Linked DNA regions of Mus musculus: regions 1 and 3 are each linked to region 2. Evidence: chromatin loops called from intact Hi-C (ENCODE). Cell type or tissue: gastrocnemius. All regions are shown on one strand. Each heading gives the region's core, and the rest is flanking DNA. Links, peaks and the distances in the headings are about the cores only. Region 1 overlaps 2900041M22Rik (RIKEN cDNA 2900041M22 gene). Region 2 has its middle 18 kb from the start of Gm11734. Region 3 has its middle 16 kb from the start of 2900041M22Rik.

Region 1 (10,051 bases), core at 718-8,717, 76 kb before region 2:
CTTGTTTCTACCTTGCTTATTAGGGGAGACTGCTGTTTTTTTTTCTTTTGTGGAGATCCACAGAGTCTCAGAAACCATTGTCCATGTAGCTGGCATGAAATCTGAGTGGTTCAGTACAAATCTTTGGATGGTTTATTCAGTGTGTGGCTGAGATTCTTTCTAGTTACCATGAAGACTCTTGGGACTAAAGACTTTGGTGGTTTGAATGAGAGTGGCCTCCCCTTGGCTATTTGAATATTTAAATACATGGGCCCCAGTTTTTGGAACTGTTTGGGAAACATCAGGGGTTGAACCTTGTTGGAGGGTGTGTATCCTTAAGGCAGGGCTTGAGGTTTTTCCCAGGGTGCTCTTCGCTTTCTTCTGCTTGCGGATCAAGATGTGAGCTCTCAGCTGTTCTTGCTGCCCTACCTTTGTTCCTCCATCATGAGACTCCAGCCCTCTGAAACAGGGAGCCTGATTACTTCTTTTATTCATTATCTTGCTCAGAAGGTTTGACCACAGCATGGGAATGTAATTCATACATGCACCTTGGAGGTAGTCGCCTCCAAATCACTGGACCTAGAAGACCTCCATTTGTATATCTTTCTAACAGTTTTCCTTTCCCTAAAGTGGGCATGTATCCCAGAATCCCAGGAGATTCCCCTACACTGCCCTCTGGAGAGAGGCCAAGGATCAAGGCCAACAGCCATTTGTCTCTCACACCAGCAAGGAGTGATGGGGTATTACTCCAGTTTAAGACAAATTCTGGTCTCCAGGCAGCTCCATTGGGACCTGGAAATTGTCTAGGAGTCTTTCAGATTATTATTATTATTATTATTATTATTATTATTATTATTATTAATCCTTGCAGGGAGGAATTAGGATTTTCAGTGCAATCCAGGTTTTAAATTCCAAGGGAAACAAATGGGTGTGGGAGGAAAAGGAGGGGAGGGCTAACCAGAGAAAATACAAAGCACAGGCTTGATGCCTGCAAGCCACGCCCACAGCGGCAAGCTGGGCTTGCTCAGCTGCAAGCCTGAGGACCAGAGTTGAATCCCCAGCACTGGTGCAAAGATGCGGGGCATGGTGGCACGTGCTTGCAGTCCCAGGACTGGGAAGGCTGAGATAGCCAGGTCCCTGGGTCTTCCTCACTTGCCTGCCCAGCCCACCTGATGAGTTCCAGTCCAGAAAGAGATGCTTTTTCAAAACACAAGGTGAACAGCACTGAAAAGTGACAACTGAGGCTGGGGTTGACCTCTGACCTCCACATGTTAGGGGCACAGACACACACACACACACATACACGCACACACACACACATACACATACATGTACAAACATACTTTCCACATATATACATACACACACCATACACTTATACAGATACACATACCACACACATAGACACACCACACACATACACACACCACACACACATACACACACACCACACATACATACACTGCACCCACACACTTATAAGCACACATATATACACATACACATACCACATACACACACCACACACACACACATACAGACATGCACACCACACACCATGCACACACCACACAGACATATATATATACACATACACACACCACACACACAAACACACAAACAAATAATCAAACTTTTCATTTTGCCCAGGGTTGAGGCAGGAAGGGAGTCTCAGAAAAAGAGCCCAAGTTACCTAAGGACAGGCTCAGGACAGCCAGACACAGACAGGAGGAAATACCGGTGAATTAGATCCACCTCAAACGGACATAAATTACAGCCAAGATTCCACCCCAGTATTCTGATGACATGAACCAGGAGAACAAAGCAGAGAGAGAATTTTAAATGTCAACGCTCGGCTCCTCGGTGGAGTTTACGACTTTGTTATTTATTCTACACAGGCTGGGATCCGTGGTTCTCTGAGTTTGGCAGAGCTGTGGACTTCTGGCCCCTCTCTCCTGCTGGGCTCCACACCATGTCATCACAGCTGTTTGAGTGGTTTATCTCAGACTTGTTAGAAGGGAGAAGAGAATCGGTTCTTTCTCCCCCTCCTTTAAAAGGTGCGTAATCCATGATCGTGGCAGGCCAGGAAGAAAGCAGAGAGGAGACTGAAGCAGAGGAAATTATAGGGGTCCCCCCAGCTGAGAGCCTCTGAGCATCCCTTGGGGTACTCTGTGCACCTCCACTCTTTGGGTTCACTTTTGGGTCTGTGAGCTGCCAAGCAAGGGGTCTGGGGACACAGCTCGGCCAGTTCAGCACTTGCTTTGCAAACCCAAGGACCTGAGGTCGGACACCCAGGTCCCAGGTAGGAAGCCAGCTGGGGTGTCTCACACCTGTAACCCCAATGCTGGCAGGGTGGAGGCAGGAGGATTCCTGGAGCTTCTGACTAGGAGCCCAGTCTACTTAGCAGATTTCCAGACAAGTGAGAGACCTTGTCTTAAACAAAAAAATGGAAGGTACCCGAGGGATCACACTGGAGGTGGTCCTCTGGCCTCCTCGTGCACTTACACTTAAATGCTTGTGTACACTTGCACACATACACATACACACCCCTCCCACATACGTATATTTGCATCTACCCCCAAATGTTTGTAGCCAGTTGTTGGGTGCTGCAGGTGTCAGAAGCCTCCCCTCACTATAAAAAGCCTGGGCCTGGCTTGCCAGAGCCCCAGGTGTGTCTCTGCAGGCTCAGGGAAGAGGCCTGGGGGGCACAGTGCCAAATCTGGACAGCCACAGCCTGGTCGTATTTCATGTTTATGCCCGCCCAGCTTCCTTCTGCTTTCTGAATGGGAAATTCAGACAGCGGTCTGAGCTTTCTAAGAAGCTTCAGTTCCACATCTTCAAAATCAAGACGAATGAAGCACGCTCGCAGATTTTTGTCCACAAAAGGATGTTCAGGGATCAGGCAGGGTGGCCAGTGGGGTTACTCACAGATCTCTAACAAGGCCATGCCGTGAATGGTTCCGTCCTTTCCCCAAGACTTCTCTTCAGCCTCAAGTTCGGCCGGTCTCTATTACTGCCTGTGTGCTTTTCAGCTTGGCCTTGGCCCCACTCATTATGAGACAGCTCTCGGAGGGAGCTGTGCTGCACACTTTAAACCACACACCCATACAAGGGCTGTGCAGACTCAATGCTGTAAAAAAAAAATTCTGCCTAATTGATTTTCTTAAAAAGTCTATTATGCTGCTGTGAGCTTATTGATCTATGGCCCACAGAGGTAATGAAGCAGCCTGGTGATCAATAAGGCCAAAGTGTGTCTTGGTCCATTCTACTGGGCTTACCCACAGGGAGGTGCTAGGGGGTGGTGACCGGTGGTAGGGGGTGTGGCCAGCTGAATTCCCCAGCCAGCCTGGGCCAAGTGAAGGCAGAGATTTATTTCTGTCGGAATAAACATAACAGATGAAGCCCTGGTGACTTCTCTTGCTCTGAAAGCCATAAGGAATAGCATCAGTCAGCACGAAACACAGAAACATGATGTGTGTGTGTGTGTGTGTGTGTGTGTGTGTGTGTGTAGGATATTGGGAGAGAAGCGGGGGCAAGAGAAAGGAAGAGAGAAAGAGGGGGAGAAAGAAGGCATTTTGAACTTGGTTCCTCCCTTAACCACACACAAAATGAAATATTTTCCTCCTTGGCTCCCATTGCTGGCCGGTTCCTCCCACCCCTTTTTTAAACCTGTCCCCACCCTACAAATCTGGTTGCTTTTTACGAGTCCTAGGAGGTTTTCGCCTGTGAATACAGAGTGCGGGTTGCCTGATAGCTCCTCCGCTTGCTTTGCTGTCTTATCCTCGAGAAATAATAATGCTGAACGAGATAAGACACCTGCAATAACACCGTCCCCACAATCAAGGGTGCGACGCCAACACAGCCGCTGCTTCCTGCAGAGAGAAAGCTCCCTGCGCTTGGAAAGTCACCTCGGGTGCTGTGAATTCCAGAATTTATCATTTGCATTTTGCCCTGAAACCACGGGCTACTGCTGGACTCAGATGTAAGCTGGTTCTGCCAAATTGAATTGATTTGGGGCCACATGGGGTTTTGGGGTGTGTGTGGGGGGAGTGGTTCTGTTGACTCTCTCCTCTGTTGGATAAGTGGCTGGCTGGGTGGGGGTCGGGAGCACAGCCAGCAGTAGTTGGAAAGCTGAGAGACACTGTGAGCCCTGGAGGGGTTTTCATAAGGGAGGGCCACTAGGGCAGCAACTATGATTGGTTACTGCACAGAACTGTATTTCTTAACAGCATTTCCTTTTTTTTTTTTTGTATAAATATATGTATGTGTACTAATTTATGTGCTGGTGTACGGACGCGTGCAAGTGCGCACGCGGAGGGAGGTCAGCGGTAACATGAGGTGTCTTCTCCACTCTGATTCCACCTTAGTGTTTGAGGCAGGCAGGGTCTCTCTCGGACCCAGAGCTCGCTGAATCGGCTAGAGCAGCGGGCCAGTGAGCTCTGGGGAGTCTGTCTGTCACCACCTCTCATGTCCGGCTCTTAGCATCTCTTTCCTTGCACACATAAAATGACGGTGACAATCATAATGGCGGACACCACAGGCGAGCTCTGCTCCAAGTCGTTCACAATGATACCTGCAGGTCATTGACTCTCCACAAGGAACAGCCTGCTGGCGTTGTTATTCTCCCATTTCACAGATGAAACTGAGGTAGGCTCTGGAAGGTCCCCAAAGCAGGTGACCTACACGTCGTAAACTATACATTCTGAGTGGGGTGTGAAATGGGATCCTTGGTTCCGCAGAAACCTGGAGGCAGACTGGCGGGTTGGCAGAACTCAGAGAGAGGGAAAGGAAGGTTCCAGAATGTCTTTTAAAAACCCTGTCATCTTAGAAGCATGTAAATAGTCATTTTTAAACGACCCGTGGTTAAATCTGTCAACAGGTCAAATGGATTCACTTGGAGGGTAGCCTGGGGGGTTCACTGTGGAGGGTAGCCTTGGGGGGGTCCACTGTGGAAGGTAGCCTGAGGGTTCACTGTGGAGGGTAGCCTGGGGGGCTGGGCAGCTGCAGAAAGAGGTAAGAGGGGTAAGAGGTAGTGTGGCCAGAGCAGGAGGAATGCCCCTGCCTCGAGATATGGAGGGACTGGTAGATGGAGCCTGTGCCTACAGAGTTGGCTGCTGGTGGGTGTGCCTGTGTGAAGATGTTTGTTTCATTGTCCGAACAGCTACCAAACACCAACTCTGAGCAGTGCCAACCCAGGGTAGGTGCTGGGACTCAGCAGGGACACATGGGAGAAGGGAAGGAGAAGCTGAGGAAATCTGTATTAAAGGGACCATGAGTCCAAAAGAGAGATCCTGGTACCTACCTGGCTGGATTCCTTGACATAGACATGGGCTGTGCACATGCAACACGCATGCAGCCTTGTGCATGCTCATGCAAGACGCGTGCAGCCTTGTGCATCTATTCCACCAAGGCTTGCAGCCGATGCAAGAGAGGGTGTGACTAGGAGGTGCTCAGCCCTCTGGTGTCCTTTAGGGTGACATTAGGGCTATTCAGAGAACTGGGTTTCAAAACATAAGCCCGAGTCCTACCCCTAGCTGTGAGTCTGAGAGAGGGAGAGGGTCAGAAGCTGCTTCTGCCATGGGTGTTGGCTGTCTTCTCAGGTGGGGGATCCCTCATCCCAAGGATTGCCTATTGTGTTCTAAATCACTGAAAACCTGGCCTTTCTCTCTCCCAGTGTCAAAGCTGGCAGGTTGTCTGTGACCCCTGTATCCCACCCGCCGTGGGCACCCCTTCCATCTCTGCACAGGGGCAGGGGCAGGAGAGACAAGGGTAGAGGGGTGAGAGGATCTGGGACAGGAAATCCTCAAAGACAACTCTTTCCCAGGCTGCCTAGTAAACAGATACAGTCCGGGTCCCTCCTCTGGCTGAGGCTTGTGCTTGGGTATGGCCTTTGCTGCATGGCAGGTGTGGGGCAGGGGAGAGGCTGTGGCGAGATGGGGTGGTCGGTGAGGACTACGCTATGGAGGAGAGTTAGGTAAGGAGTGGGTAGGCAGTGAGGAGAGACTGCGGAGGTTGGGAGTGAGGTAGACGGGTTGGGGGTAGGGGGCAGTAGGAGAGAAGTCCTGGTGGGGGATGGGCAGGAGTGACTATGGACTGGGGATGTGTTAGGTGGGCATTAGGAAGATGCTGTGCGATTAAGGATAGGGAGGGCAGTGGTTAGGAGGGAGAATGCTATGGAGAGGGGATGGGCAGTGGAGAGAGACTATGGAGGGAGATGGGGAAGGCACTCAGCCTTTCCCGTTGACCCTTTCACTTATCCCACACAGGGTGCAGCCCTGTCTGCCCAACGCCAAAGCCAAGGCTTGAGAGCACACTGCTCTCTGCCAGGAATTGTGAACAACTTCTGGACTCCACCAACATGTCACCCACTATCAGATATGGGGAACAGGGGCCTCCTACAGAACACACTGAAGAGCTCTCTCCCAAGGCAGGACCAGCCAGGTCCTTAAAGTAGCCAGCACCCCTCAACCTACCCAGTAGCTATTGGAGGCTGAGCTCACCCTCTAGGGGCCTCCTGGGAAGCAAGCCATTGGCAGGTGGAAATGCAAAGCCTTATTCTGGAATGTTCTTGGCCAGTTGCTGAACCATTCCTCCTTTGGCAATGCAGGTGTCCCTAGTCTGAAAGTCTGGGGTCAAGGAAACTCAAAGATTGGGGCAGCTCTGGGAAGTAGTGCCCCGAAGGCCCTCCCTTATTCCTAGAACAACTGAACATGCGCAGAGTTCTCCTTTCTTTTAATGTGAAGCCTCTCTCCTGGATCAGCACTCCCCCGATAGCCCCCCTAACCTGTCAGCATGATCCAGACCTTCTCTGGACTGGGTCTCTCCAGGCAGCAACCTTAGGACTAGGAACCCACAGCCTGGGGGAGGCCCAGCAGCCATTTCCTCCTGTTGCCCCCAGGGCTAGTTTAAAGATGCCAGCTGAGCTCCAGGATTGCAAGAGGGGAAGACCTATCACAAGGATCCACGTGTCAGCCCTGCTCCTGACAGGGCAGGAGGACAGGAGCTTCCTCTGCCCTGTGGGGAGTTGACCTCCACAGTGGGAGCAGTGATGGGTGTACCGCTCTCTGTCTTACCATGGTGCTGGGCAGCAGGACCCAGCTTTGTATGTTTGGCAGGATCTGCTGGCCCTGAGGGGTCCCCACCTTCGGGGTGGGTGCTCAGCTGCCTTCAACTGTGCACAGCTGGGGCTGAGACCCTGTGAGAGACCAGTGGTTGGGGTGGAGTTACTGTTTCCCCTATCAGACAGCCATCTTCTTGTCTCAGTAGGATGGACATCACCTCTCTACTCTATGGACAGATGGGGAATGCATGTTTGGAGGGGTGCAGCTGTCTGGGGCTCCTGACCTCCCACAGAAGGTTCTCTTTGAGAATCTGGTCTAGCTTCCCACTCTGGTCTTAGCTGCTGGTGCTGTTTTGGGAGGTTGCAAAATCTTTATGAGGTGGAGCCCAGCTAGAGGAAGCAGCTCTCTTGGGGAGCAGCTCTTGAGATGTGTAGTCCAGCATCACTTTCTAGCCTTTCTCTGCTTTTCAAAGTTTTGTTGCTTTTTAAACATTTATGTGTACGAGTGTTTTGCCTCTGTGTGTGTGTGTGTGTGTGTGTGTGTGTGTGTGTGTGTGTGTGTATACCATTTCCATGCCTAGTATCTCCAGAAGCCAGAGAGGGCATCAGATCTCCTGGAACTGGAGTTACAGACAGTTGTGAGCCACCACGCGGGTGCTGAGAACTGAACCCAGATCCTCTGGAAGAGCGACCAGTGCTCTTAACTGCTGAGCCACCTCGCCAGCCCCTTAATTTGGTACTTGTCAAGTATTTGGTCACAACAATGAGAGAAGTAACTAATACAGAATCTGCATATATTCAAGTCTATATAAATATATACATGCATTTATACTCATATATCTACATTCATAGTTATGCAATATATAGATATCCATATATATGCAATATATAGATATCCATATATATGCATGTATTTATATCTATGTAAACATATAGTATTTATATATGCACATATATTTACATCTACCTAGATACAGTCATATATATGTATATGTATTTCATCTACCTACACACATATGCACAGTTATCATATATATGCCTATATTTTTATATCTGTCCAAACACACATATATAGATATTCATGTCTATGTAAATAAACGTGTGCACATATGTTTATATCTACCCACAAGAATGCATGCGTGCACACATGGGCTCATTTTGTTTTTCCCTCCTTGGCGAGGGTATTGAAGGTTTTTTTTTTTTTTCTACTCCATGGGACGACATTAACTTTTAAAGCTATGCTTTTTTTCCCCCCTTTAATTCTTTCCTACCATGTGGCTTTGGGGACAGAGGCAGAGGCTTTACTTATGGAGCCATCTTTCAGCCCTTGCTTTAGTCTCTTGAATGCTGGAGTTATAGCCTCACCACGACATTGATTCTGTAGCCACATTCTCTCTGCCAAGTGAATGAGACCTGGTAGTGGCTTCCCTCCCAGCAGGTGGCCAGCAGGCCCCTGAGACACTGGTGCTGGTCGCCTTCCTTGCACCTGAGGCAAACTGTGCGAGGGGTCTCTGACATGCCAAGCTGGCAAACGGTTGGGCACATTGGAAGATGTCAAGCCTGGCCCGCACCTATGAGGCTTAAAAATATGGTAATGCAATTAGCAACTTCAGCAGCCTAATGAAGCCGCTCTGAGCCGCTGATAAAATACCACTGAGGGAAGTGCTTGAGAGCCTCTTCAAACTCCCCCAAAATATGAAGTGTGTCCTTACAGAGAAAGCTGCAATCTAGCCTCCTTTCTTCCAGCCTCGAGATTAATTAGGGCTTATTTAGGGCATGAATGAGGGAATGATCGAGCTCTTGGATTGAAAGCTCTGAGACCGATGTAAAAAAAAAATTTTTTTTTAACAATTACATTTCTATCATAAAAGTCTTCATTAGATATCACCACCAGCAGACTTCCTATTCGGGGAGGGAGACTGCCCTCTCTTCCCACTCCAGAGGCTCCCCTAACAAAAGGCCTTTCTTCCGAAGGCTCAGTTTGGGAGCTGGTCTGAACTTCAGGTAGTTTCAACATTCGACCTGCCCTCTGGAGCCCAACGACCTCCCTCCCAACAATGACCACTTGGGTAGAGGCAGAAGCAGCAGCACTGGCCAATGTCAACCGATGTGTACATCCTCAGCTGGTGCTGACTCCACACTATGCAGACCGGCCAACCCCAGGTAACAGGACTGCAGTAGGAAGGGAAGCTCTTCAGTCTCCTGGCTCCCACCGATGTGGTTTCTGCTCTGGATCTGCCGCAGCCAGCCAGGTACCAACGCCACCTGCATGTAGCTCAGGGACATCAAAGCTGTTGAGAACGTTTTCCCACTGAACTGAGCCTGGGTGGGTCCTTCACCTGTTCTTGACATTCTTCCTGAATCTGGAAATTGAGGACATGCTTGTGTGACTATCGTGTCACATGGTGGCCACCAGATTGTTCTCCATGACTCCTGCCACCTTTGTGTCTGAAGGTGGGACTGTGCCTGACCAAATGACCATGATACCCACCCCCCGCCCTCCACCCCATGCTGGCTTTGGCAAAGCAGCTGGATAAGCTCTGAGTTGCTGATAGAGGGGGCTATTTAGCCAGAAGTAGAGTGTGGTCTCCATCTGATCGTCAGCAAAGAAACAGGTCCAACAGCCCACATAGTGCGAGCCTGACAGCCCACAAGGAACTGACAGACACCAACTGGCTGAGTTGAAGATGGATCTTTCTTTCAGACGATTAGCAGTTCAGACTAGGATGGCAGCTTCATGAGAGCACAAGTGGAGGACCTGGCCAGAGGCTTGGACCCCTGAACCTCACTGTTTTGTTTTAAGCTCACTGTCTTGGTGTCATTTGTTACAAAGTATCTGGGAGCTAGTCTGCAGTCCTGTGAAGTTGAACACAAAATGATGAGCTATGATATCAAGACAGCAGCCACCCTGGTCAGGTCTCTCTCTCTCTCTCTCTCTCTCTCTCTCTCTCTCTCTCTCTCTCTCTGCTGACTAGCAAGGCTGGCACTAGGAAACAGTGTCTGAGATACGGG
Region 2 (10,051 bases), core at 838-8,837:
CTGCCAACGTCTGAAACCTGGCAGGCAGATGTTCCTTTTGGGGGGTCCAAGAGAGGAACCCTCCTTGCTTCTTCCTACTGTGATGGTTGCTGTGTTCCTTGGCTGGTGACTGCATCCCTCCAATTTCTGCCTCTATGGCCACATGTCTGTCTGCCCATCACCATCTGCCTGTGACTCACAAGGACCCTCGAGATGGAGTTTAGGATCCACCAACTGCTCTCATTTTATGCTCTGCAGAGCAACTGCACCTGCAGACTGCTTCCAAGCCAGCCCTATTCACAGGCTTAGGGAGTTAAGATGTCAGCATTTAGTCTACCACACGCCCGTGCTTTGTCCCCACTAGTCCTGGGAAAAGTTGAAACTTCTGATCTTGGGATCCTCCTTAGCTGGAGTTGTTGTCAGTGTAGATAGTATTTCCTATAGCTAGCCTGGTCTCTAAGCTGCTGTGTAACTCCTCCTCCTCCTCTTCCTCCTCCTCCTCCTCTTCCTCCTCCCTATGCCTCTCCAGTGTTGTGATTACAGGTGTGTGCCACATACCTGCTTTATGAGGCACTGGGGGACCTTGTACCTGCTAGACAAGCATGCTACCAACCTAGCTACCTTCACAGGCTCTTAAACATGGTTGAAAAAAATATTATTTTATTTTCTCTTTCTTTCATGTGTACTAGTGTTTTCCTTACACGTATGTCTGCACAGCTTGTGTATGACTGGTGCCTTTGGAGTCAGGAAGAAGGTGGAAAGCCCCCAGGAGCTGGAGTTATGGGTGGTAGTGAGCTTCCATGTGGGTGCTGGGAACTGAACATGGGTCCTCTGCAAGAACAAGTGCTCTCAATGGCTGAGTCACTTCTCCAGCCCCTCAGCCTGACCCTTGATTCCCACTTCAGCTTTCGTTCTGCTGTAAAGTAGAGCATGAGCCTGATAGGAGCCTTCATCTGTGCTACTCCATGTTGAGCATCATCACTGTTGAGGAGACTTCTAGGGGGGAACTAATTGGAGCCGTGACTCAGATGGTACAGACACCCTTGTGAGCCTCTCCTTCCTCTGGCTGTCCCATGGGGCAGCTGTTCCAGTGCCCAGGGCCTCAGTTTCCTGTTGTAATCATTTGATGATGCATTCAGTGAGCTGTGCTTTGTGTGTGTAAAGACAGGTGGTCCATGCCTTCCCGCCCTTTCTCCCTCCCTCCCTTTCTTCTCCCTCCCTCCCTCCCTCCCTCCCTCCCTCCCTTCCCTGCCTTCCTTCTTTCAGGCTCCCTCCCTTTCTCTGTCCCTCCCTCCCCCTCTCCTCCCTCCCCCTCTCCTCCCTCCCTCCCTCCCCCTCTCCTCCCTCCCTCCCTCCTTGCTCCTTTTGCAGGGCTGTAGTGAAAGAAATGGAAGGGGACACACTCTGGAAATGCGAACACTCAATGCAAATGAGGAGCACAGTCAGTATTCTCCCTTGGGCTTTGGCCACCTGGATAATGAAACGTCCCGCCCGCCCCTCCCCCCACCCCAACATTGTCTCCTTAGATGAACTTGGTATTCCCAATGCTAATTCCTCAGCCTCCTTTGCTTCTGGCAAGATTTTGTGTTTCCCAGAGCCCCGCCCTTTCAGCTTCCAGCTGTTCCTCACTTCCTGGGCTGCTCTGGTCCTCCTGGGGTGCCTGGAGGACACCTCAAATCCCCCAGTACATGCTCAAAGGAACAAGCTTCATGTGAGTCGACCCTTCATAGATGTCAGTGCTGGTTGGCTGTCCCTTTACCTGGGACAGGTTGCCTCTACGATGACTCCTAAACCATGAGTTCCATGAGTTAAAAATCCACAGACTGTCTTAGTGCATGGTACCAGCATCTCTGAAGCCACGGCCTGCATCTCCATAGAACAAGAGATAGAGATGATGGCTGAGCTTTAAGGCCTTGTCCTATCTAATCTGTCCCACAGGCAAGATGGGAGACTCTGGGTAGACTCTGGGACCTGAGTTGGGTGGACAGTGACCTGTCCTGCATCTGCCCAGAGCTTTGCCTTGATCCATTCCTTACAAAGCCCCTGGCTTCCATCCAGTGGCCATATTTACCCCTGCCCTTCTCCCATCTCCTGTCCATCGCTCAGCATCTCTCCACAGTCATGCAACAGCTGGTCTGGGGCAGGGGTGTCTTCATTTTCATTCTAAGCCCAAGAACTGTGTTATTAGCGTTTAAGAGAAAATATAGGGTAGGCAAAAATCCTAGCGGCCACCAGGAGAGTTAGAGAAAAAGTTGTGTCTTTTAAGTTAGACACAGACAAGAAATAGCTTATTAAGAAAGGGAAAAAAGAAGGCTCAGTGGTCAAGAGTATTGGCTGCTCTTGCAGAGGACCTAAGCTCAGCACCTAGAACCTACATAGGGGCTCACAACCTTCCATTAATCACTCCAGGTCCAGGGGATCTATCGCTTTCTTCTGGCCTTCACACAATGCACATACATACATGCATGCAGGTAAAAATACTAACACAGATTTTTAAAAGCAAGAGATGAGGAAATACTCCTAAGAAGGGAAGGGAAGCAGGCCAGTGAATGGAGGAAGAAACCCAAAAGCAGGATTTAAAAAAATTTTTAAATTTCAATTGATTTATTTTTTGCCAAGTCCTAACTGCAGTACCCTGAACCCGTTCACCCTTGTTAGCCTCACCTGTCTCTCTCTCGGGAGCCGCCTGGGGCCTTCTCCAGCTTCTGTGATGGAAACCAGTGTGACCTTCTCAGCTGTCACTGCCTGGGATGCTAGACAAGCCCTGGCCTGGCCCTTCTGACTGGCTCTGAGGTTGCCTCCTCCCTCCCTCCCTATTTAGACTTCTGCTGCCCACTCATGACCTACCTAGCCTGCTGTTCTGGGACCAGGCCTTCCTCCAGCCAGAACCCTGCTGCTCCCTGTCTCACCTCCCCCACCTCTGGTGTCACCCAGCCCTGGCTGGCCAGCTCCACGGTTGCCTACTCTTTAGACAAGTCCTCATGAATCGCCTTGGGACAGGAGACAGAAAGTCTCTTTCCACCCGCAGTGGTGAATTAGCTGCCTGTGAAGCTCTGCTTGGCAGGGTGCATGTAATCTCTGAATCAAAGCATAAAAGAGCAGAGGACTTTGCTGGGGCAGAGCTCTCTTGCCCAGAGTATGTGAGCCTCTGAGTTCAATGCTCAGTACTAGGAGGAAAGGGTGTGGGGTGCTGGGCTGCATAGCTTTTGAAAATACATGTATTTCATTTTTAATTATGTGTGTGTGTATATGTATGTGTACATGTGTGTCTATATATGTATATGTGTACATGTATATGTTTGTATATATATGTATGTGTGTATGTATGTGTGTATATATGTACATGTGTATATGTGTATAAATGTGTGTTTATATGTATATTTGTGTATATGTTTGCAAGTATGTGTATATATATATGTATGTGTATATGTGTATGTATGTGTGTGTATATATGTACATAAGTATATGAGTATTTGTGTGTGTTTATATATGTATATGTGTATGTATGTGTGTGTGCATATATATATATATACACACATATATATATATTTGTGTATGTGTATGTATGTATGTATGATGTGTGTGTCTGTGCATTTAAGGACAGGTGCTTGTGAAGTCCAGAAGGTGATGACAGAGTCTCTGGAGCTGGAGATACAGGCAGTTGTGTGCCACCTTATGTAGGTACTAGGAATGGTATTCAGGTCCTGTGTAAGAACAAGGCATGCGGGGGCTGGTGAGATGGCTCAGCAGGTAAGAGCACTGACTGCTCCTCCGAAGGTTCTGAGTTCAAATCTCAGCAACCACATGGTGGTTCTGGGGGTGTCTGAAGTCAGGTACAGTGTACTTATGTACAATAACAAATAAATCTTAAAAAAAGAAAGAACAAGGCATGCTCTCAGCCAATGAGCCAGCACTGCAGCCTTGTATGGCTTTGCTTTTTAAAAGCTATCAGCAAAGGTTATCTGGGCCACGGGGGCCATGAGCCTCCTCCAAGCTTACATCTGCTGTTTCTTGAGAGTTCATGATAGAGAATTTTTGGTTTTTTGGTTTTTTTCAAGACAGGGTTTCTCTGTATAGCCCTGGCTGTCCTGGAACTCACTTTGTAGACCAGGCTGGCCTCAAACTCAGAAATCCACCTGCCTCTGCCTCCCGAGTGCTGGGATTAAAGGCGTGTGCCACCACGAGATAGAGTTCTGAATAATTAGCCTGCACCTTATTTTGTGAGACAGGGTCTCTTACTGAGCCGGAGCTCCCTGATTGGCTAGACTGGCTGGTCATCAGTGAGCCCCAAGGGCCCTCTGGTCTCCGCTGTCTAGAGTTGTGGATTGTCAAACCTTAGTGCTGAGTCTGGAACTCTGATCCTCTCTCATGCAAGGCAGGCTCTCTATTCAGTGAGCCATTTCCCTGGTATTATTCCCAGAAGGTGAGGTCATGCTAGAGCTCCCTGTGCCTCAGTGAGATGACACCCCGTGTCACAGGCAGAAGCATGGCTGTGGAGATCTCTGGTGTCACAGAAGGCATTGGGGCAGCAGGGTCTGGAGCTATGGGTCAGGCAGAGGATCAGACCTCTCAGGGAGAGCACTCTTTTGTGTCTGTCTCTCTGTCTCTCACAGTGACCAGCAGGGGTGGCTTGCCCAATCCCTATGTTTTGTTTTTTTCCCCCTCAGCTGTATTGCCTGGCTCTTTAAAACCTTGATGCTGGGCTTCCATTATGGAAAGTGCTGTTTATGTCCAGGGCGCCTTGAAAAGGCAGTTAAAGTCTCCCTGGCTGCCGTCCTCTCCACTTGTTGCCCTGGCAACCGGAGGCAGGGAAAACAGGACCTGTCAGATGGAAAATGTCAGTTACAAGCAGATCTAGAGAGCAGGAAGCAGAGCGGGGAGGGGAGAGGAGGGAGAGCTAGGCTCAATCTCTTGCCCAGCCTGGCTATGCCCTTGCCCTCAGGGAGGCTGATTTGGGAAGGAGAGGGGCTGTTCCCAGAGTGGAGGGAAGGTGGGGAGATTGGAGGTGGCTGCTGCGGGTCACATTGTTTTAGAGGTGATTTGGGCTAGAGGTTAGGAGGGCTCAGGTGTACATTTGAGAAGTCTGATTAGCTGAGGCTTTGACGCTCAGGGTCTGGGCAGCAATAGGGGAGGGTTGAGAGGAATAGATACCAACTCTCCAGATTCTGGTGCCCACTCCCTTGCCCTCTGTGCCCACCCGTCCCTTTCTCTCCTTTCTACTAATGGATCTACTGCCACAAAGAGGGGTCAGGTCACCCTCCAAAGTGGTGAGGAAGATGCTTCAGAGGAGTATTGACAATAAAGCAGAAGGGACATCCTCAGGACACAGGGAGGAAGAAACAAAGGAGGGCTTCAGACACGGCCGTGGAAGAGGGCGAAGCCATCAGTTCTGAAGGAAGTGAGATGCAGGTGCAGGGAGAGGGCTCTCTGAGAGAAGGGTAGGCATGAGCATGTGTGAGCATGTCTGTGTTCGTGTGTGTGTGTGTGTGTGTGTGTGTGTGTGTGTGAGACAGAGAGAGAGAGAGAGAGAGAGAGAGAGAGATTGGGTACGTGTATGCATGAGTGTGTTGGGTTTTCACTCCCTCCTCTCTTGTTATCCTCAGAAATTTCTCAAGCACCCCAGGCTCCAGATTCCCTGAAGGGATGAATGGCATCAACTCAATGGACAAGGGGGAGGGAGTGTGAGGCAGAGAGGCCGCTGTCCACAGTTGGTGACCCACACTGTGTGCTTGGCAGACCACCCAGAGGGAGATTATTTAAAACAGCACCCCTGTACATGTGTGTCCATGCATGTGCATGTGTGTCCATGCATGTGCATCTGTCTGCAGCTGCCCGGCTCCAAAAGAGGAGGAGGCAGAGCTGCTGCGTGCTGACTGGGGAGGGGAGGGATCAGCACCAGGCACCAGGGTGGGTTCCCTTGAGGGAGACCCGGGTGCGAAACAGGAAGGGCAGACTGCTTCAAGGATTTTTACCTTTTAAAACTTGAGTACAATTCAATTGATTTATTGTTTGTATGTATGTATGTATGAATGTATGTATGTATGTGATGACACAGATACCTGGTCACATGTGGAGGTCAAAGACAATTTTCGGGAGTCGATTTTCTCCTCCCACTACGTGGGTCACACAGATGAGACTCAGGTTGTCAGGCTTGGCTGCAAGTGCCTTTTATCCATGTTGCCGGCCCACTAAGGACTTTCTAATTCCAGGGTCTTCTGCGGCTGGGCTACAAGGGCCTGATAGTTTCCTGGGCTACAAGGACCTCCAGTTTCCTGCTTGTGGATGGTGTTTGCGTTGGGTGGGGGATTGGGTGCTGCCTACGAAGCTGCCTTGGTTTCAGAGGCAGCAGTTAAAAGAATCCACAGATGCTGCCCTTCTGGTACAAGGTGGGTTAGAGAGCCCTCAAGCCCTATCTAGGTCGCAGCTCAAGGGCATCTCTTTTTTTTTTTTTTTGGTTTTTTTTTTTTTTTTGGTTTTTTCAAGACAGAGTTTCTCTGTATAGCCCTGGCTGTCCTGGAATTCACTTTGTAGACCAGGCTGGCCTTGAACTCAGAGATCCACCTGCCTCTGCCTCCCGAGTGATGGGATTAAAGGCATGCACCACCACGCCCGGCTTCAAGGGCATCTCTTATCTCCTGTTTCCAGAAGACCCTCAGAGATAAACATGTGACTCAGTTGGAAGGATGATTGTGTCACCCCCACAAAGCCCAGCACTCAGAGGAGGTCAAAGCAGGAGGATGGATCATCAGTCAGAGGTCATCTTCAGCTACATAAGAGGTTGAGGACAGCCTGGGCTACTTAAAAAAAAAAAAGGCGGAGACTGGAGAGTTCAGTGGTCTTGACTCACGCCATCTGTAACTACAGTTCTAGGGGATCCAATAGCCTTTCCTAGTCTCTGAGAGCAACAGGCACACACATGGTACATAGGCACATGTACACATAAAACAGCTATGTACATACAATATAAGCAGAAGGCAGCTTAACACCCACTTTGGCATTGGCCTAAGCATCCTTGTATAGATGGGAGGTTTATGGTTGTAGTGGCTTTAAGAATATGCAAGAACTGACAGAACTCAGTTCCCTTCCTGGGCTCTGGTCACCTGCTGTGACCATCTCTCAGGGCTTTCTCCAGCCATAGGACCCTTCCAGGATCCCCAGTGCATTGAATGTCTAGAATTGGAGGAGAGGGTGACCCAGGGGCTCTGTCTGTGGAAGTCTGGTCCTCACGGTCTCAGCCGGGATGGATGCCCGGCTAGTGACAGTGGTGAATTGCCCCTCCCCACTCTCACTCACAGACCATATGGACCCGCTTGTCAGGCTGGGACACCCACAAATGGTCACATGCTTCATCTTGATTGACAGTTACCTTCCCCCTAGAAATTCAGGAACAGCCTGGCTACAGTTATGTCTTGTTCAGTAAAATGAGGGAATAAAAAAGGGAGTGATTACTTTATGGATATGGTCTCTGGCAGTTGTCTTCGGAGGGACTCTGTATTCCCACAGCTCCTACGTTTTATTATTTTATTAAGAGTTAACTCTCGGTTATCCACGTGTGAGCCTGAGAGATGATCTTATTCCCACAGCTGTTTAATATTATTATTTTATTAGTAGCAGTTTGGCTTCCCCCAACCAGGGCTCCATAGAGGGCCTGAAAAAGAGTCCGACTATTCACATGTGTCTTCACTGGCCTTCTTGAATTATGGCGGTAAACATTTATAATCCCAATGTTGATTCTCTCTTCTAGGGCCGGGGTGGGAGCTATACTTTTTAATTGTGCTAAAACATACGTGACATAGAGTTCCCTGCTTTTTTAAATTTTCAGTTCTCATGTTTATTTACTTTCTTGTGAGCATGCATATACATGTGTGTGTGTGTGTGTGTGTGTGTTTATGAGAGAGAGAGAGCGAGCACATGTACCATGGAGATAAGACAGACACACATTTTAGGAGTTGGTTGGTTCTCTCTTCCTACCACATAGATCCTGGGGCTTGAACTCAGGTCCACAGGCTTGGCCGCAAGCTCCTTTACCTGTGGAGCCATCTCTCCAGCCCCATCCTTTTCTATTCTATCTTTGCTCAGCTGCTGTGTCTCACATTCCCACCTGCAGCACTCTCTTGAATCCTCTTCCCTCGCCCATACCAGTCCTTGTCAGCCTCGGTTCTGGCTCAGAAGGCTGTGGCAAGAGTGGCCCTTTCAAAGTTGATCTTTAACCCTTTACCTTTTATTAGTTGTATTTCTGTTTGGAAACAAGGTCTCCTTCAGCCCAGGCTAGCCTCATCACGTAGCTGAGGATGGCCTTGAACTTCCGATTCTCCTACCTTACCTCTAGGATTATAGATATGCACCACCACGGGCATCGAGACTTTTGCCTAGGTTTTGATCCAGGGTGCTGCCAAGAGGATGCTGCCAGTCATGCGGCACTGGACAGAGACAGGAAAAAGGGGTGGCTAGCAGAAGGACCTGTGTGTGTGTGTGTGTGTGTGTGTGTGTATATCCCCTCTATCCTTTGAATGAAGAGCTCTGGGGGAGCTCTCAGGGGCAGGATTGCTTGACAGAGACACAGGAGACAACATTGAAACGGTGATTTAGGCAGTCTTTGGGCATAGGGGATGCATTGGCGCTCCAAGCCCCATCTACTGTCAGCCACAGGCCTTTGCAGAGAATCCTGATTGAGCTTAGCTATGCAAAATGCATTTTTTTCTGAGGCCAAGTTGCAGACAAGCCGGCATCTCCTTCGGGTGTCCCCGTTTGGATGGGGGAGCAGGGAGGATTTTGTGGGCACAGCAATGCTGGTCTGGAAGCGGGAAATAGCTTTAGATTATCTACAAAGTGCTTCTTCCACCGTGGATAATGGAGAGGTAGCCACGCTTATTTAGAGCTACCCTCTTAGGGACAATCACTGGAAGGGGAGGGGTGGGGAGAAGGGTAGGGATGGAAATGGTGTATTACTGAGCCAGACTCAGACCGAGGAGGGGCTCAGTGGGGTCCTTAGCAGCTCCTTCTAGACATGGAGGCTGGAAGGGATCACCCCATCAGCATCAGACTCCACCCCATCAGCATCAGACTCCACCCCATCAGCATCAGACTCCACCCCATCAGCATCAGACTCCACCCCATCAGCATCAGACTCCACCTCTTTTGGTCTGCAGGAAGCCCCAGGACTCAGATCACTATTGGCCAAGACAGCATTAGCCCAAGGGCAGCCAACAATGCTTCTCTTTCTACCCCACTTTCAGCCTCATCCTTGTGAGGTGGATGAACTAGATATCCGTCATCCTCCTCCACAGACCCCAGGGCCCACCTCTGATCCAGGGTCCTGGATCAGAACTGGTTGGCCGTGCTCTCTCAGACTCTCTCAGGAAAAGTGTTCAGGGCAGGGATTGTGCTGGAGACTAGGAAACTGCTGGAAGGGCAAGGCAGAGTGCAGAGCTGGTCAGAGCTGGTGGGGATGAATCATGCTGGCTACAGGCACAAGTGCATGGAAAGTACCTGGAATTGTGCCTGCTTATGATGCTCCATCCCAGAGGCTCCTCCTCCTCCTCCTCCCCTCTTCCCCTTCCTCCCTCCCTGTCCCCTCCCCCTCCCCTCTCCGCTCCTTCCCCCTTTCCCTCTCCCTGGTCCCTCCCCTTCCTCTCCCCTCTCTTTGTCCCCTCTCCCTCCTTCTTTCCCTCTCCTTGCCCCCTCCTCTTCCCCTCCCCTCCCCCTTCCTTCCCCCTTCCTTCCCCTGGCCCTCTTCCTCCCCACTTCCTTCTTTATGATGCAGGGTCTCTAACCTAAAATTTACTCTGTAACCAAAGAGGACTTAGAACTTCTGATCCTTCTATTTGCCCCTCCTGGGTTCTGGGATTATAGGGATGAGCTACCAGGATGCTGGGGATTGAGCCCAGGGTCTCACACATAGTAGGCCAGCACTCTGGCTCCCCTGGCTCACTCAGGACAGGTTGTGGTTATTGAGAGCTAAGACCCTCTGGGTCTTCTGGGATGTCCAAGGCCACACACGAGGCCCTGGTGTCTCCAGGTTGGGGGCAGTCTTCTCTCGCTGGTCTGCACACTGGGGTTGAATCAGTCTTCC
Region 3 (10,051 bases), core at 1,048-9,047, 54 kb before region 2:
GGTCACCTAGCCCTAGCGGAGAAGACACTGAGCTGGTCCACATAGGGCGCTGACTCCAAGTCCTGCATCTGTGGTGGCCACAGGTGTCCCCTTAACAATGCTTCTAAAAGGACTCGCTGCCTTGTTTCTTTCTAGGAACTCTAGGGGCTTCATTAATAGCTGGAGTCTAGAGGTCTCTGTCATCAGGACTTGGGTCCAGGCCGCTTTCCTTTCTTCTGATGGTTTGTTTGCCGCCGCGGGGCCTCATTCCCCAGGGGCCGGAGCTGTGAGCCTTGTTTTGGACCTTCCTAATCCAGAGAAAATGCAAGCCGAATTCTCCACAGAAAGATATCCTGACTCTGCACTGTCAAGCATTAATAACTTAGCTATTTTTGGATTCACAATAAGGATCGATACCCCCGGGGCCATTAAAATGCCACCGTAAGTGTTTACATCATTTCCTTGGCTGAGCAGAGCTTTGGAAAAGGGATAAAAGGAAACTAGAAAACAGACAGACTTCTGAAGACCATGGAGTTAGCCGGTGGCTTCCTTCTCTCCCCGTGAGCAAAATTGGGGTCAAGTGACACTTCCTGAACGTGGAGGAGGGGAGTGTGTCCCCCTCTCTGGTCATCATCGGAAGCCCTTTCTCCTGTGACACTCAGAGCGGCTCTAAGCTAGACAGACACTTTTGCTCACGGGGTACTTACACGTCGGAATTAAATCCCTGTAGGGGAGTGGGAGGGATGGAGTGAAGGAGGCCAACAGGGGTGGAGTGGGGGAAGAGAATCATGGGGCGGGGAAGGGGTGGGGGGAGGCAGAACCTTCTGGCTCTGCCGCTAACCACACACACCCAGACGCTGGTGTACACCCTCAAGGAGCCCAAAGGGATAGCAATATATCTGCCATCTATTCTGTATCCTGAACGCTTTTGAAATGCCAAGCTGGCTTCCCTCTGCTTGTCCCCACCCCTGAGCAAACCTCAGAGGAGCTGTGCTCATAAGGCAAATCTTTAGCTTCCCTCCCTCTTCAAGGTAGGTCCCCCTGCCTTGCTGCTCAGGGGTCCCTCTGCTCCCTTTTATTAGAGAGACGTGGTTCAGGGTCACCTTGTGCTTGCAGCTCAGAGGTGGTTGGGTAGAGCACACTTTGAATGCTTTACGCGTCGTTCCACCCTGAGACGGGCATTTTCCTTTCAGTTTCTCTTCCGTAGGTCGTGACAGATTCTTATCTTATTTCCAATCCTGCCTCCCACCCTCATCCCTCCTGGTGGAGAAATTCACATTTTTGCCAGATGGCTTGGCAGTCTCCTATCCCCAAATCCAGGTACAAAGTTCTCCTGTCCACGCAGGCTGGGGCAGCTCTGTGACCTGCAAGCGCCTAGAGCCCAGTCCCCACAGACCTGTGCCCATGAGTAAAGAGCTGACCAGCCAGATACTCGCCATGCAAACATAAGAACCTGGGTTCAGATGCTGAGGTCCGAAGCTCTGACCAGCTCGAGATCTGGAGATCTGAGTTCCTTCCTGCCCAGGGCTGGCTGAAGAATCCTGACTTGTTTCTGTTCCAGCAATCCCCGAAGCGAGAGCTTCCATGTGCCCATACACCCTCCCAACCCCCTTCTCTAGTGAGGCTCTGGGGCCGTTCGGGAACAGCAAAGGCATTCTAAATCTTCCGGAGCTGGGTTGCAAGTCTTAGCATATCAGTTCATTGCAGGAGGTAGCCATTGTGGCAACAACATTATGCCGCCTGTCGGGGTCATGTGACCAGCATACCTATAGGTCTCTGTTTCTGTGTCACACAGAATCCCTAAGTGTTGTGATGAATAGATTTTTTTGTCTTCCTTCCTGCAGCCCTACCTGAGTTGGGGGTGATAGGTCTGGATAAAGGGTCAGAGACGGCATCCCTCACAACCTCCTCTCAGAAAGCTAAATCAGAAGTCATAGCCCGCCAAAACGTGGTGTCAGGCCCACACACCTCAGGGGCTTATTTCACCTCTATATAACAGCAGGGGTTGACAGCCCCATCCGCATTCCAGTGAAGTGACCTTGGGGGGTGAAATGACTTCCAGAGGTCACCTCCCGCAGGAAAGAGGAGGTAAGCAGTGCTAGGCTTCTCTGGGTGTGGAGCTATGAGCTTTCCCTCATTTGTCAAGGTTCTCTGTGGCTTTACCTCCACTGTGCCCAGCAGCAGGAGGGCATGGATCTGATTGCTGGCTGGTCTCCATGGCAACAGCTGATGAGCCAGCCAGCATCGGATGATGGCAGAGCCTCCAGCCTCCAGATGCCTCGGAGTAAAAGCAGGGTCTGTAGGGGAAAAGAGTACAAGGTGTGTGTGTGTGGGGGGAGTTGGGGGTGAGAGGTGTGGATGTGGGAAGGCCCCCTCCTCCGCAGCCTTCATCTTAGTCCATCCCTAGTCCTGCTGTGGAGTTTTGTTCTTTGCTGGAAAGGTTTGTTCTTTTCTCATGTATTTCCTGGATATATATCCTGGGTTGGACACAGGGCATAAAAGGATCTTGCCCTCAAGGGAATACAGTCTAGGGAAGGAAGCTAGCGGATTGCCAGGTCGTCCAGTCTGCCAAGAATGAAGAGTGAAATGGTAAATATCGGGGCCCTGTGTAAGTCACAAGAGAGGTGCCTCCTTCTGAATTCCAGGCTTGGGGGAAGATAGAATATGTCTCTGGGGGTGTTCCTAAAGGATGAACAATCCATCAGAGAAGAGTGGGATCGAAGGATCCAGGTTCTCCAGGTGGGGAGAAGGACAGGGATGGAAAGGAGAGAGCGGGTTTATTTGTTGGGAGTCTGCAGTGTCAGGAGATTTTCACAGAGATGGGCAGGGGAGTGAGGGTTGGCTTGTCTTGGATCCGGAGTAGAAAGAAGGGGGAAAGCTGCCCCAGGCTAGGCCTGGGCAATAGGACAAATGTGATTGTCACGTGACACTAAATTGAGCATCCTCACCTCCAACATTACAGATAAGGAAGTTGAGATCCAGGTAGCTGCCCTGGACAGAGCAGGGAGTGGGACTCCAGGCTTGACCTAGGCGGATAGCCCCTCCTGCTGAGATTCCTCCTCCTCCCAACCTTGCACCTAAACTTAGTAGAGTGTGTGGATCTGCCAGGATTGGCTAGCTAGCTGCCTGTCTCAGGGACTCTCCTGTGGAAGGGCTCTTGACCCCCAAGGATGGTGATGCACAGTGGGCTCCTGGGGGCTGTGTGTGGATCCCACAGAGTCCCTGTGAAGAGCAGACCGCACTGGTTGCTGGGTGACTAACTGCTTGTGGGGGTGGGGCTTCTGCCCTTCTCTCTTCTCCCTCTCTCCTCTGGTTTGCCACACATGTACATTTGCACACATGAGCATACATCTGTGCATACACTTGAATATCTCCGTTTGCACACTTACACCTCACCCCAGTACCTTTGCACACCACACACCCTGTGCACCTACCTGCGCGTGCACACTCACACATCTCAAGCACACCTCGTAAGTGTGCACCCACAAACACCTGTGTAGTGGGACGTGCACACAGTGGCTTGTGCCCTCCCGTCACTCTTCTCTCTTCTGTTCCTCCAACATCCCCTTTCTTTATTGGAAGACTCCCAGCCTGTGTCCTGCTGTTTGTCTCCCCAGTGCTGGACTGCTTCACATCTTTCCTGGAGCTGGTTGCAACTAAAGGGTGAGGCTGAGAGGAGACCATGTTAAGGGCTCTGTGGACAGGATCTAAGAGGCTACCCTGGGGCAGCCTGTACCTCCCAGGCTGACCTGGCACCCAGTCTCCTGGGCCTCAACCTCTCTCCTTTTGGCGCTGTCCTCTGGGTCTTTAAGCGAGCAAATACTCCCAAAGGTGGATCCTGACAGCTTCCAGGACTTCCGCACGGCCCGGGCAAGTCACAAGATATAAATGGCCTCCAGGAGTTGAGTAGTATGGGGTGGCCCAACCAAGCGTCAGCCCAGGGCCTCTCTGTGGCTTTTGCTTTTTGCTTGGCTCTGCCTCTGTCTCAGGCAGGAGGCCAGGCCTCAAGAGTCAGAGGTTCCTGTCTGAGCGACGAGGTACCTATCCTGCATCACCATACCCTGCCAGCTGGGGCAGGAGCTGCCATGCCCGACATAGCAGGGCCTAGCTGCAAGATAATGCCAAGCTTGGAACACAGACTTTCCTGGCCACCTACTGTGTACTGGGCACTGTTTCAAGTGTGTTCTGGGTGGTGACTAGGGCAGAGATTCAGAGGGAGTGTCATATTTTGCCCATTGCACAGTCCACGTGACATAGCTAGCACAGCGAACACATTTAATTTGACTTGAACCCTGGGCAGTCTGGCTCCGTGCTCTCACCACTGAGCCACCCAGTTTTGCCCTGAGCCTTGCTGAGGCTTGCTGGGCTCATTCTCTGTTCCCAGGCAGTCAGGCACAAGCACCCCATTCATTCCAGCCACAGTCTGGCCCAGCTCCTTTGCTTCCAGGACGGGTAGCCAGGGACATCTCACCTCTATGAGAGGTCTCCTCCAGCCATCTCCCCAGACCCCACCAGGATCTGACTTTTCTCTGTGGGTATGGAGAGGTGCCAGAAGGGTCAGTCTGGGGTGAAGGAGGGAGATGTTTGGAATGACGCTTGCTTGGCCATGGGGGAGTGGGTATCTGCTGCCTGCGCCCAAGTGAAAGGGGAGTAGTGAAGGCCTTAGCCTATATGGTGACCAGGTCTAGAATCTTTCCCACACACGGGGTGCTGCACCCCACACAAGGCCTCCTTCCCTCATTCCACAGGTTTTCTTGCCTTTGGGCAGGTGAGAAAAGTCCTGTTGAGACCAGTTCTTTCAGACCGTGGTTAAGGATAGTGTTCACCGAACCTAGGAGGTCTGTGGTGCCCATTTTGGTCTCCCATGGGTCATAAGTTTCCTTGGAGGTCAGACCTCAGCCTAACTTACCAGTGCCTCTGCTCTGCAAGGGTGCAGGGAGGCCATTTCCTGCCTCTCACCCCCACCCCCAGGAGGCTTTGGATCTTGGCTTCTCTGGCCGGCAGTCAAGGGGAGCTCCTGGAAGGGAGCTTCGCGTTGTGCACGGATGGGTGCCCGCATACCCTTTCTGATCCCCGTTTTCTCTCCTTTCATGGGAGCTTCCCCTGCTTTAAGAGCATTTTGAAAAAGACAAGGGAGAAGGAGCAGAGAAGGATGAAAGGCTGAGCCAACCTCGAACCTCAAATCGAGTGCTACTAGAAATCCTCTCATTTGCCTCTGCTGTGGGGACTGCTGAACAGTGGGACAGGAAGTGCGCACACGGAGGACTCTGTGCACCTGAGTGCTTGTATAGAAACCGTGTTCGTGCAGGAACCTGCAGGGGTCAGAAGATTGGTGGGAGCCCCTGGAACTGGAGTTACAGGTGGATTTGAGCTAGCATGGGTGCTGGGAGCTGAACCCTCACCCTCTGCAAGAGCAACATGTGATCTTAACTGCTGGGCTACCTCTCTGTCCCCACAGGACCTCTTCTGAGCTGAGCTGCACCTGAGATGAAACGGCAGGATCATAAAGGGACCAGCACCGTGAGTCAGGGCTTGAAGCATAATTGTACATAATTAAATATTCGAATGTTACCACGGGACGGGCAAGACACTTCCTCAGTGACAGGTGAGGCCCTTCCTCAGGTGAAGGCACTTGTCCTGGAAGCCTAGAGACCTGAGCTCATCCCTGGAAACTGTGTAAAAGTGGAAGTTGTTCTCGGACCTCCACATGTGTGCCAGCCCCAAATAGTAACTTTGTAAAGGTTGCCACTTAGCCCTATGGTGGAATGCTAGCCAGAACCGGAAAGAGCAGAGCCGTGGATAGGGTCGGTAACAAAGAACCTTCAAAGCTTGGAAATAGTCCCACGACCATACACAGGAAGCCCAAACCTGTCAGATGGATCGTTCTTGTTTTTTCGAGACAGGGTTTCTCTGTGTAGCCTTGGCTGTCCTGGAACTCACTCTGTAGACCAGGCTGACCTCGAACTCAGAAATCCACCTGTCTCTGCCTCCCAAGCGCTGGGATTAAAGGTGTGCCCCACCAGTGCTTGGCCAGATGGACCCTTAAGACTGGTGACTTTTAGCCAGGCATGGAGGCTCAACTCCTTCAATCCCAGCACTCTAGAGGTCAGCCTGGTCTACAGAGCTAGTTCTAGGATAGCCAGGGCTACACAGAAAAACCCTGCCTGGGAGTGAAAAGTGGCTAATAACTTTTTTTTTAAAGATTTATTTATTTACTATATTTACATATATAAGTAAGTACACTGTAGCTGTCCTCAGATACTCCAGAAGAGGGCATCAGATTTTATTACGGATGGTTGTGAGCCACCATGTGGTTGCTGGGATTTGAACTCAGGACCTTCAGAAGAGCAGTCGGCGCTCTTAACCACTGAGCCATCTCGCCAGCCTGGCTAATAACTTTTATTGGTGTGCCATTACACCTCAATGACATTTTGTTTTCCTTTCTTCCTTCCTTCCTTTCTTTCTTTCTTTCTTTCTTTCTTCCTTTCTTTCTTTCTTTAATTTAATTTTGTTTCATTTTCTGAAAGCGACTGTTTTCTGAGCTCCTGAGCTCTAGGCCTGAGCTGGACAGTCAGCACCAGGTTTCATTCACTGCTCTTGTCTTTTCTACTCATCCATTCCACAGGAAGGATGAGTAGAAAAGATGAGTAGAAAAGTGGGCTACATTCAGTGTGTAGCTCACTGCTCGCATCCCGCCCGGCCCTTCCCCTCTGAACTACTATGCATTTGACCCTAGACTTTTATAAATCAGAGCTGGGCCAGGATTGACCTCATAAATGTCCAGGCAGGAACCAGGTCACTTGTCCTGGGGAAAGACCTATGCTCACCATCCCCTCCCTCCACCCCCCGCCCCCTCCCCACCTAGCTCCCACTAAGCTCCTGCCAACCCTGGACACCCCCCCCCTTTTCAGTACATCTGTCATACATTTCTCTTGGGAGATGCTACAAGGTGAGCAAGAAGAGAGCTGTTTGGGTGAGGATTATGAAGGGCCAGAAACCATGGAAACGACTCAGAAAGGCCCCCCCTCCCCAAGTTGCATCCTCTAGGATGGATGCTCTGCTGCCATTGGCTGGCAGTCTGTGCCTCTCCTTATTGTGACTGTGACTTTTATTTATTTTTCTCCATTGCATCTCCCCATCTCTCTTGCACTTTCTCACGGGCTACTCTACTCTACTCAAGCCCTATTCGGGAACCTGCAAGATCAGTAGGAAAAAGGCACATGGCTTTGTCCTTGGTTCTCGATGTTTTGGGCTTCTGGTACTCTAGTGTGCTGCGCTGGCTGCTGGGACCAGTGTTGATGTCAGAAGCTGATAGCGAGCCTGGGGGTTGTGAGTGGCGGAGAGGGAGGGAGCTGCTTCTCCACAGGTGCGATGGCTGCAGAAGTAACTTAACTTTAACTTTAACTCCTCTCTAAAAAGCCCTCTGAGGGCTGAAGGGTCAGTGGGCTCTATAGGTTGCTCATGAACATCAAAGGGCTGTGGGTAGCCTGAATCTCCCTAAGTTGTAGTTGCTATAAGTGTATTGTGTGGGTTGTGTGCATCCCTACCTGAATATAAGGGTCAGATGTGCTCTGGATTTCATGTTTTCTAGTTTTAACATATTTGCATAAACCCTGCTGATTAGGTACCTTCCCCATCTGAAGCTATGAGCCCGCAGTGCTCCCATCTGAAGCCAAGTGCTTAGCCTGAGTGAGCTTCACCAGCCCCGCCCACAGCTCCATCTTAGCCAACTCTCCTTCCATGGACTAGTAATTGGAGGGAGGGTTCCAGCCCTGATAGCTCAGCTGAGTTGGAAGCCCAGCACCCCTGTGTTTTACCCCTGGGCCCCCCGAATAGAAGAGAAGAGAGAATAGAAGAGAAGATGCTCTCACCAATTGTCCTTCTGCCCTCCACTTTTATGCTTTCCCAACTAAATAAATAGAAAATGTGTAAAAGGTGAGATGTGACTGAAAAATACAACTGATATCTACCTCTGGTTTTCACATACATACATGTACACACATACATGCATGCACACACACAGATACACACATGCACATGCATTCACGCATGCAAGCAGACACATACATGGGCGCACACACAGAGAATCCCTTACGTTGACCTCTGTCCTGATACATTTTGTTTGTTTGTTTGTTTGTTTGAGACAGGATCTCATGCAGCCCAGGCTGGCTTCTGACTCACTGGGTAGCAGGGTATATATATATAGCCTTGAACTAATCCTGCTTCCTCTGCCTCTGAGGTGCTGAGATTCAGGTGTTCACCCACATGCTCGGATTTTCCTCATCATGTTTATATCCTGCTTGGAAAGCTGACAGACAGTGCAGATGTCACTCCGCTTCACCGCCCAGATGTCTCTCGGCTGCACAGCAGGAGAAAACAGATCCTGAACAGAGTTGGGGTTACACGTCTGAGTCTGGGGCCCAGAACCCTGCTCCAGGCTTTGCCAAGCTGGGTTGATTTGGGGGTTGAGGGATCTGCTGAGTCTGGCTATTGAGGCTTTGGGGCTTATTCCCCAGGAAGTCATGACATATGGTCAAGGGAAGTCATTCAAACAGAGAGAGGTAGTCATAGAAAGACAGGTTTGTTGTTGTCTTTCTTCAAAAGGCAAGTTTGAGCTCCCTGAACAGCTTACACATGAGCATACACATGCGTAAATACACACCTGTACATACACATGCACGTGTGCGTGCGCGTGTGCGCACGCGCGCGCACACACACACACACACACGCACGCACGCACACACGCACGCACGCACGCAGACACACACACACACACACACACACACACACTTTGGGATTGGATCCATTACTGGGAGAGTGCTGACTTTGGCTCCCCTGGTGTTTGTTTCTTCTGCTGCTATGTGCTCTGTCTTGCATGTGAGATGCTGCTTGTGTGAGACCCTCACTAGAGGCTGACAGGGTGACATGCTCCCAGATGTCCCAAATCTCTTTTCTTTATAATTTTTCAGCCTCAGACCTTTGTGATAGTAACAGAAAATGGACTAAGACACCCATTAAGCCATCAAAAGTCATTCTAGTGAGGTTGATGATTTTTTTTTTTTTTTTTTTTTTTGCTTAAGAATGAAACCATTGCTGGGAGGTGGTGGTATACACCTTTAATCCCTCCACTTGGGAGGCAGAAGGTAGTCAGATCTTTGTGAATTTGCAGCCAGCCTGGTCTACAAAGCAAGTTCCAGGACAGCCAGAGCTATGTAGAGAGAGAAACCCTGTCTCAAACAGGGGGGTAGGGTGGGAAAAGAACCATTATTTTGCATACTGATCTAAAAATCATTTTATTATTGTCATGGTTTGAAAGTGAATGGTGGGTGCCCAGTTGGTGGAACTGTTTGGGAAGGATTAGGGGGTGTGGCCTTGTTAGAGGAGGTGTGTCACTCAGGGCTGGTTTTGAGGTTTCAAAAGCCCATGATGTTCCAGTTAGCTTTCTCTGCCTCCTACTTTTGGTTAAGGCTATAGGCTCTCAGCTTACTCATCCAGCGCCATGCCTGCCTGCTGCAGTGCTTTCCCCACCATGACGGTCATAGACTCAGCCTCTGCAACTCTGAGTCCTAAGTTATACTTGGTCATGGTGTTTTGTCACAGCAATTGAAAAATAGCGATGACAATTATCTTGCTATTCTATGAATTGTCTGGGCTCAGCTAGGAGGGCCTTGTGCTGCAGCCAGGAACATATTTGATGGAGTTAGAGTCCTCAAGACACCTCTCAGGACTGGTATTTAGTGCTGAGTGTTGGCTGGTCATTTGGCAGGGCTGAGATCGGAGGGACTTTGGCCTTCTCAGGATGCTCTGAGGGGAAAGATTATCTAAGTCGACGGTTCTCAACCTTCCTAATGCTATGACTCTTTGATACAGTTCCTCATGGTGTGGTGATACCCAACCATAAAATTATGTTTGTTGCTACTTCATATCTTTAATTTTGCTAGTGTTGTGAAGCATAATGTAAATATCTGATATGCAGGATACCTGATACGAGACCTTTGTGAAAGGGTCGCAACCCACAGATTGAGAACCACTGCCCTAGGCCATCCCTGAAGGAAAGAGGAGATAGGGGAGG

What was found. Hi-C counts contacts between places; a loop is a spot of excess contacts. Peaks named below come from ENCODE experiments on the same cell type or tissue, not always from the same donor. Only the 100,000 strongest peaks of a DNase experiment are listed, where the experiment ranks them.
Region 1: it touches region 2 in a loop (4-fold over the local background); 4 of 42 quality-filtered maps call a loop at or near these places.
Region 3: it touches region 2 in a loop (2.1-fold over the local background); 4 of 42 quality-filtered maps call a loop at or near these places.

The regions. Positions count from the first base shown.
Region 1 is chr11:117,611,613-117,621,663 of GRCm38, reverse strand. It overlaps 2900041M22Rik (RIKEN cDNA 2900041M22 gene), which reads right to left. Exons shown (of 2, transcript NR_015489.2): 2 at 8,247-9,402. It overlaps Gm35170 (a long non-coding RNA gene), which reads left to right. Exons shown (of 4, transcript XR_003949818.1): 4 at 9,014-9,841. Among named protein-coding and RNA genes, the nearest start is that of 2900041M22Rik, 5.4 kb to the right of the region's middle. In gastrocnemius, for the core only: no CTCF peak of the experiment used is centred there; DNase peaks (open chromatin) are centred at 2,687, 4,055 and 8,536; H3K4me3 peaks cover 758 bases; H3K27ac peaks cover 2,087 bases.
Region 2 is chr11:117,536,156-117,546,206 of GRCm38, reverse strand. No RefSeq gene overlaps it. Among named protein-coding and RNA genes, the nearest start is that of Gm11734, 18 kb to the right of the region's middle. In gastrocnemius, for the core only: no CTCF peak of the experiment used is centred there; a DNase peak (open chromatin) is centred at 4,800; H3K27ac peaks cover 4,544 bases.
Region 3 is chr11:117,590,410-117,600,460 of GRCm38, reverse strand. It overlaps a transcript of Gm35170 not described here. Among named protein-coding and RNA genes, the nearest start is that of 2900041M22Rik, 16 kb to the left of the region's middle. In gastrocnemius, for the core only: a CTCF peak has its summit at 4,049; DNase peaks (open chromatin) are centred at 2,188, 4,124 and 7,688; H3K4me3 peaks cover 1,221 bases; H3K27ac peaks cover 3,920 bases.